2 separate regions of the Homo sapiens genome follow, and region 1 is linked to region 2. Evidence: chromatin loops called from intact Hi-C (ENCODE). Cell type or tissue: PC-3. All regions are shown on one strand. Each heading gives the region's core, and the rest is flanking DNA. Links, peaks and the distances in the headings are about the cores only. Region 1 has its middle 21 kb from the start of FAM8A1. Region 2 overlaps CAP2 (cyclase associated actin cytoskeleton regulatory protein 2).

Region 1 (2,915 bases), core at 183-2,682, 160 kb after region 2:
TTCCATATAACATAACTTAATCATGGGACTCATAGCCACCCACATTCCCAGATTTCTCTCACACTCAAGAAGAGGGGATTATTACGTGGAATGTATACTAGCCACCAGGAATTTTAGAGACCATCTTAGAATGCTACCTGCCAGTGTTGAATTGTTTTTCATGAAAATATATTAGTTGTTAATATATTAAGTATATTAACCATTAAAAATGCAAAAAGATGGATTTTTAAAAATATATAAGTAGTGTGTTATCATATATATTTCTGTCTTTGACAGACTGACTAGGCAGAAAAAAATGGACTACAATACAAGAAATCAGAATTATATAATTAAGATTGATTTGAAAGATTATTGGAACTCTAAAAACAGAATATAGTTGTTTTTCCATTGTCTTATGGACTTAATCCTGTATTTGATAAAGTGAAAATCTTGGAGTCTGAAAAGTAAATATTACATGGGCCAGTCTCTGAGTGCAAGACAATAGAGCTAACAGAAGAAAAAATTAACCAAAGTTATGCAGGCATTGAAAAAGTTTACTCTTTTAAATAATTTTTGATTCAAAGAAGAGAGGTGGGTATTACAATAATAACTTAGTGACAAAGGATTATAGAATGATAAGCATTCCAGCCAAAAACTTAGGGAAAGGAAATGAAACATAATCAAGGAATATAGGAAAAATAAATTAATTATAATAAAGCAAACATTAAAGAATTAAAACATTCAAAGTTTATTTTTTATGTTTGAAAAAGCAGTGAAGAATGTGGAAAGATATGTACTGACTTAACAGTGAGTGGTAATCCTTTGAGGTGCAAACACAATTGTCTTTTTTTGTGGTTTAAATTTGTTATAATAAGCTTGGATTACTTTTATAATTATAAATAGATGATAGGTAGACAAACAAGGAATATTCTGGTTTTTAAAGATTAGCTAGAAAGTTCCAAGTATTATATAAACCATTTTTCCAATATCTTTTTTTTCTCTTTGTTGAGACAGGGTCTTGCTCTATTGTCCAGGCTGGGTTCAAGCGATTCTCCTGCCTCAGCCTCCCAATTAGCATGGATTACAGGCATCTGCCACTACACCTGCCTAATTTTTTGTATTTTTAGTAGACATGGGGCTTCACCATGTTGGCCAGGCTGCTCTCGAACTCCTGATGTCAGGTGATCCACCCACCTGGGCCTCCCAGTGCTGGGATTACAGGCGTGTGCCACCACACCCAGCCCATTTTTCCAATATCTTATGGAACATATTTAAAAATTCATCATGCAATAGTTCAAAATTAATGTCTCAAATTCCAAAATACAAATATTATATAGGCGTTGTCTCAAAACTCAAATAATAAAACTATAAAATTATAATTTAAAAATAACTGAAAAAATAAAAAGTTAATTGTTTTTGACAAGTATTTTGATTTTTTAATTTTTTTAGTGGTTATAAATGTCTTTAGGTTTTTGTCTTTAAGTCAATTTTGGCAATTTATCATTTTCCTAGGAAATAACCTATTTTCTCTGGGTTTTCAAATTTGTTGGAATGAACTTGAACGTCAACTTCATTTTATTTTGAAAAAATTGTTTCAGTATTTTCTTTTTCTTTCTTTTTTTTTTTGAGACGGAGTCTCACTCTGTCACCCAGGCTGGAGTGCAGTGGTGCGATCTCAGCTCACTGCAAGCTCCGCCTCCCGGGTTCACGCCATTCTCCTGCCTCAGCCTCCGGAGTAGCTGGGACTACAGGCGCCCGCCACCGCGTCGGGCTAATTTTCTGTATTTTTATTAGAGACGGGGTTTCAACGTGGTCTCCATCTCCTGACCTCGTGATCCGCCCGCCTCGGCCTCTCAAAGTGCTGGGATTACAGGCATGAGCCACCGCGCCCGCTGTTTCAGTATTTTCAATACAATTTCTCATTCTTAATGTCTATAGTTATAATTTTTTTCTTAATTAACATTACTAGACTTTCACACGCTATATATATGTGTGTATATATATGTGTATGTGTGTATATATATATATTTGTGTTTTTTTTTTGTTTTTTTTTTTAGACTTAGTCTGGCTCTGTCGCCCAGACTAGAGTGCAGTGGCGCGATCTCAGCTCACTGCAAGCTCCGCCTCCGGGGTGAATTCACGCCATTCGCCTGCCTCAGCCTCCAGACTAGCTGGGACTACAGGCGCCCGCCACTACGCCGGGCTAATTTTTTGTATTTTTAGTAGAGACGGGGTTTCACCGGGTTAGCCAGGATGGTCTCGATCTCCTGACCTCGTGATCCGCCCGCCTCCCGCCTCCCAAAGGGCTGGGATTACAGGCGTGAGCCACCGTGCCCAGCCTGTATGTGTATATATATATATATTTTTTTTCAAAGAATTAGCTTTTAGATTTATTGAGAAATTGTACTATTGCTTTCTCTGCCGCTCTTGGTGCTGCTTGTATGCTCATTCTGAGAGGTGGCAGCGTGCTGGCAGCCTCGCAGCCCTCGCTCTCTCTAGGCGCCGCCTCCTCGGCCTTGGCGCCCGCTCTCGCGGCGCTTCAGGAGCCCCTTCAGCCCGCCGCTGCACTGTGGGAGCCCTTTTCTGGGCTGGCCAAGACCGAAGCCGGCTCCCTCGGTTTGCGGAGAGGTGTGGAGGGAGAAGCGTGGAGGGAGAGGCGCGGCTGGGAAGCCGGGCTGCGCGCGGCGCTTGCGGGCCAGCGCGAGTTCCAGATAGGCGTGGGCTCGGCGGGCCCCGCCCGTCGCAGCTACTGGCCGGCCCCGCCGGCCTGGGCAGTGAGGGGCTTAGCACCTGGGCCAGCAGCTGCTGTGCTCGATTTCTCGCGGGGCTTTAGCTGCCTCCCTGACGATCGCCGCCCCCTGCTCCACGGCGCCCAGTCCCATAGACCGCCCAAGGGCTGAGGAGTGCGGGCGCACGGCTCCGGACAGGCAGGGAAC
Region 2 (2,915 bases), core at 223-2,722:
TAGCTGCAGCGAACGTTCATTATGACCATGTTCCAGACTTTCTCTACCTTTATACTTAATGGCAACCCTGTGTATAGTATACCTCCTGGCTCAGATGCAAATAGTCATAACTGTGTTAACACTGGATATCGATCACAGAAAAACTGTGATATAACACTATTGGGAGGACAAGACAAAAGGCAATACGCATGCAGGTGGTAGTGAGGACTGGGCAAGCAAAAAGTAAACCCGTGTATTTTTGGTGGCAACTCAGTAGATAATGCCCCAAACTGAAGAAAACCAAATAATACACAGAGATAGAGTCATGTTATTTAGACATAAGGGGGAAGGGAGGGTGTGATTATCAAAGAAACAGTTAAAATTATTGAAAATGGTTAGCACTTATGACACAGAATGGAAGAGGGTAGAACTATTGATTCTTTAAATTATGTGCATGTCTAGCTTTGATAAAAATAAAAATTAGCCTGGATGCCATGGCTCATGCCTATAATCCCTTTATTTTGGGAAACTGAAATGGGAGAATTGCTTGAGCCCAAGAGTTCAAGACCAGCTTGGACAACATACAGAGACACTGTCCCTGCAAAAAATGAATTTAAAAAATTAACCAGATGTAGTGGCATGCACTGTAATCCTAGTTACTAGGGAGGATCTTTGGTGGGAGGCTCCCTTGAGACCAGGAGGTGGAGGCTGCAGTGAGCTGTGATTGTGCCACTGCACTCCAGCCTGAGAAACAGTGAGACTCTGTCTCAAAACAAAAAACAAACAACCTTGAAAAGTGAGGGGAAAATTCAGATAAGAAAAAAAAAAATGACCCAAAAGGAGGATGGGTGCACTTCTCATTATAATGAAACTCAAAAGAGAATACAAAAAAATTAATTCAAAACAAGGAATTAACATTAATCTCAAGTACAGTTTTTTAAAACTGATTTTTTTTTTTTTTTTTCTGAGACAGGGTCTCATTTTTTCACTCAGGCTGGAGTGCAGTGGGGTGAACACGGCTCACTGCAGCCTCGACCTCCCAGGCTCAAGAGATCCTCCTGCCTCAGTCCTCCAAATAGCTGGGATTGTAGGCGTGTGCCACCACACCCAGCTAATTTTTCCATTTTATGTAGAGATGGGTTTCGCTGTGTTGCCCAGGCTGGTCTAGAACTCTTGGGATCCAGCGATCCACCCGCCTCTGCCTCCCAAAGTGCTAGGATTACAGGCATGAGCCACTGGCCCCGGCTCCTAAAACAAATTGTGAAAAGGAGAAAGTTGTGCGATGTTATGTTCCTTCCTCTTTTTTCCCCACACACACTCACACTCTGGTCAGGTGTTTGTGTATATCCTTTGACCTTTCCTTGCCATCGGCTTCTACTTAAATAGGATGACTAGAGAAGATCTGGGGGGACAAGTTTGAGCTGTGTCATCTAACCCAGTCTCTTCATTCTCCAGCTGTGAATCTGGCTTCTCTTTGTTCTTCACTGGGTTCTTAGAATATCTTCTTTCCTGCCATCTTGCTGTATCCCCCTATTCTGCTGGCCTCCTGAAGCAAATTCCTTGGTCTATCCCCCTGGCTCTGACTCATTCCTTACCCTGACCTTGCTGTCTGTATTTGCTTTGACTACCCTATGAGTTTCCTCAACCTAATTCTTAATTCCTGGCTGCCACCTCCTTGTCAAAACTTGGCTAAATCCACTTTGGAATGCTAAGGCGGATGGGACTGCCTGGGAAGAATTTGGAGAATCTGCAGCTCTGCTCTTTCCTCATTCTTGAGAGCCAGGCTAGTGGCTGAGGGTATATCGGGAGACAGACAGGGAGAGAGACAGAGAGAGTTTGGAGAGAAGGCGGCATGATCATCCGATCATCTTGGGCCCCATCAGTCTCCTTGGGAATGCTAACATGTCTCCTGGTATAGTCTTTCTTTTATTTATTCTTCAGTTTATCTTAGAAACTGTTCTGAAAGTTTTAAACCCAGAGACATCTCTCCAACTTCCTTGCATGAGCTGTATTTTGACCGCCTTAGGGGCTGTGGCAGGATTTCAGTCTTGCTTGTGGTGATTTTACATGGAGTGACATCTGAGTCGCTTTTCGACTGCATTCCACACCAATCTGTCCAGCCCTGCAGTTTGTGGGCTGACTCCTGTTGTCTTTCAACATACGGAGCACTATGAGATAGTGCGAGTTTGGGTCTTGTCAGGGAGTCTGATTAAGCCACAGTCAGAGACGGCAGTCCTAAGTGTGAAATGTAACAGGCCTTCTCAAGACAGCTTCATCTGTGAGCTGCTGGAGGTGGCTGGTGCCATTCTGTTGGGAATAGAGGCTTGCTAACAAAGCAAACATTTTTTTTTTCTATCGCAGGCTAGGTCTATGGTGGTAACATTTGGCAAGTTGAGTAACAGGGAACATAGATAACTGTGAACAGATGGGCAACTATTAAAAGATTTGAGGGGCTTTCATCATTTCTCAAATGGCCTTCACCCACCTACAGGATACCCAGCTCCCTTGCAAGAGGATTACGTAAAGGATTCAATTACATTTCTCTTTCCTTTTTTTTTCCTTCAATTGCGATGGAAGCACAAGCTCTGACGTGAAGAGGAAAAGAATAGATGAGAAATTTCTAATTTTGAATCCCCTTAGGATTAGATGCTGATTTCAGCTGTGCAGAGAACACTGCCCCATATTTTGCAAGAGTAACTGCTGCCAGTTTCAGGAGAGATGACTTTCCAAAATAGACAGTAAACTCCGCCCTCCATAGCTGATGACCATCTGACATTCAGACAGAATTACAGAGCTATACAAGTTTTGATAAGTATAACCTTGCTTTTGAAAAATGGCAGTGGCACGTCATCACTGTGTTTAAGCTCAAAACTGACGGACTACAAAACACATAAGAGAAATAAATGTATTGCCTGGTCCCCAGCAGAAACATAAAA

The links. A loop is a pair of places that touch in the nucleus more often than their neighbours do. Peaks named below come from ENCODE experiments on the same cell type or tissue, not always from the same donor. Only the 100,000 strongest peaks of a DNase experiment are listed, where the experiment ranks them.
Region 1: it touches region 2 in a loop (26-fold over the local background); 3 of 110 quality-filtered maps call a loop at or near these places.

Annotation. Positions count from the first base shown.
Region 1 is chr6:17,578,118-17,581,032 of GRCh38, forward strand. No RefSeq gene overlaps it. Among named protein-coding and RNA genes, the nearest start is that of FAM8A1, 21 kb to the right of the region's middle. In PC-3, for the core only: no CTCF peak of the experiment used is centred there; no DNase peak of the experiment used is centred there; H3K4me3 peaks cover 1,304 bases.
Region 2 is chr6:17,416,349-17,419,263 of GRCh38, forward strand. All of the region lies in intron 1 of CAP2 (cyclase associated actin cytoskeleton regulatory protein 2), which reads left to right. Among named protein-coding and RNA genes, the nearest start is that of CAP2, 24 kb to the left of the region's middle. RefSeq lists a silencer at 1,470-1,764. In PC-3, for the core only: no CTCF peak of the experiment used is centred there; DNase peaks (open chromatin) are centred at 1,633 and 2,083; H3K4me3 peaks cover 1,415 bases; H3K27ac peaks cover 2,379 bases.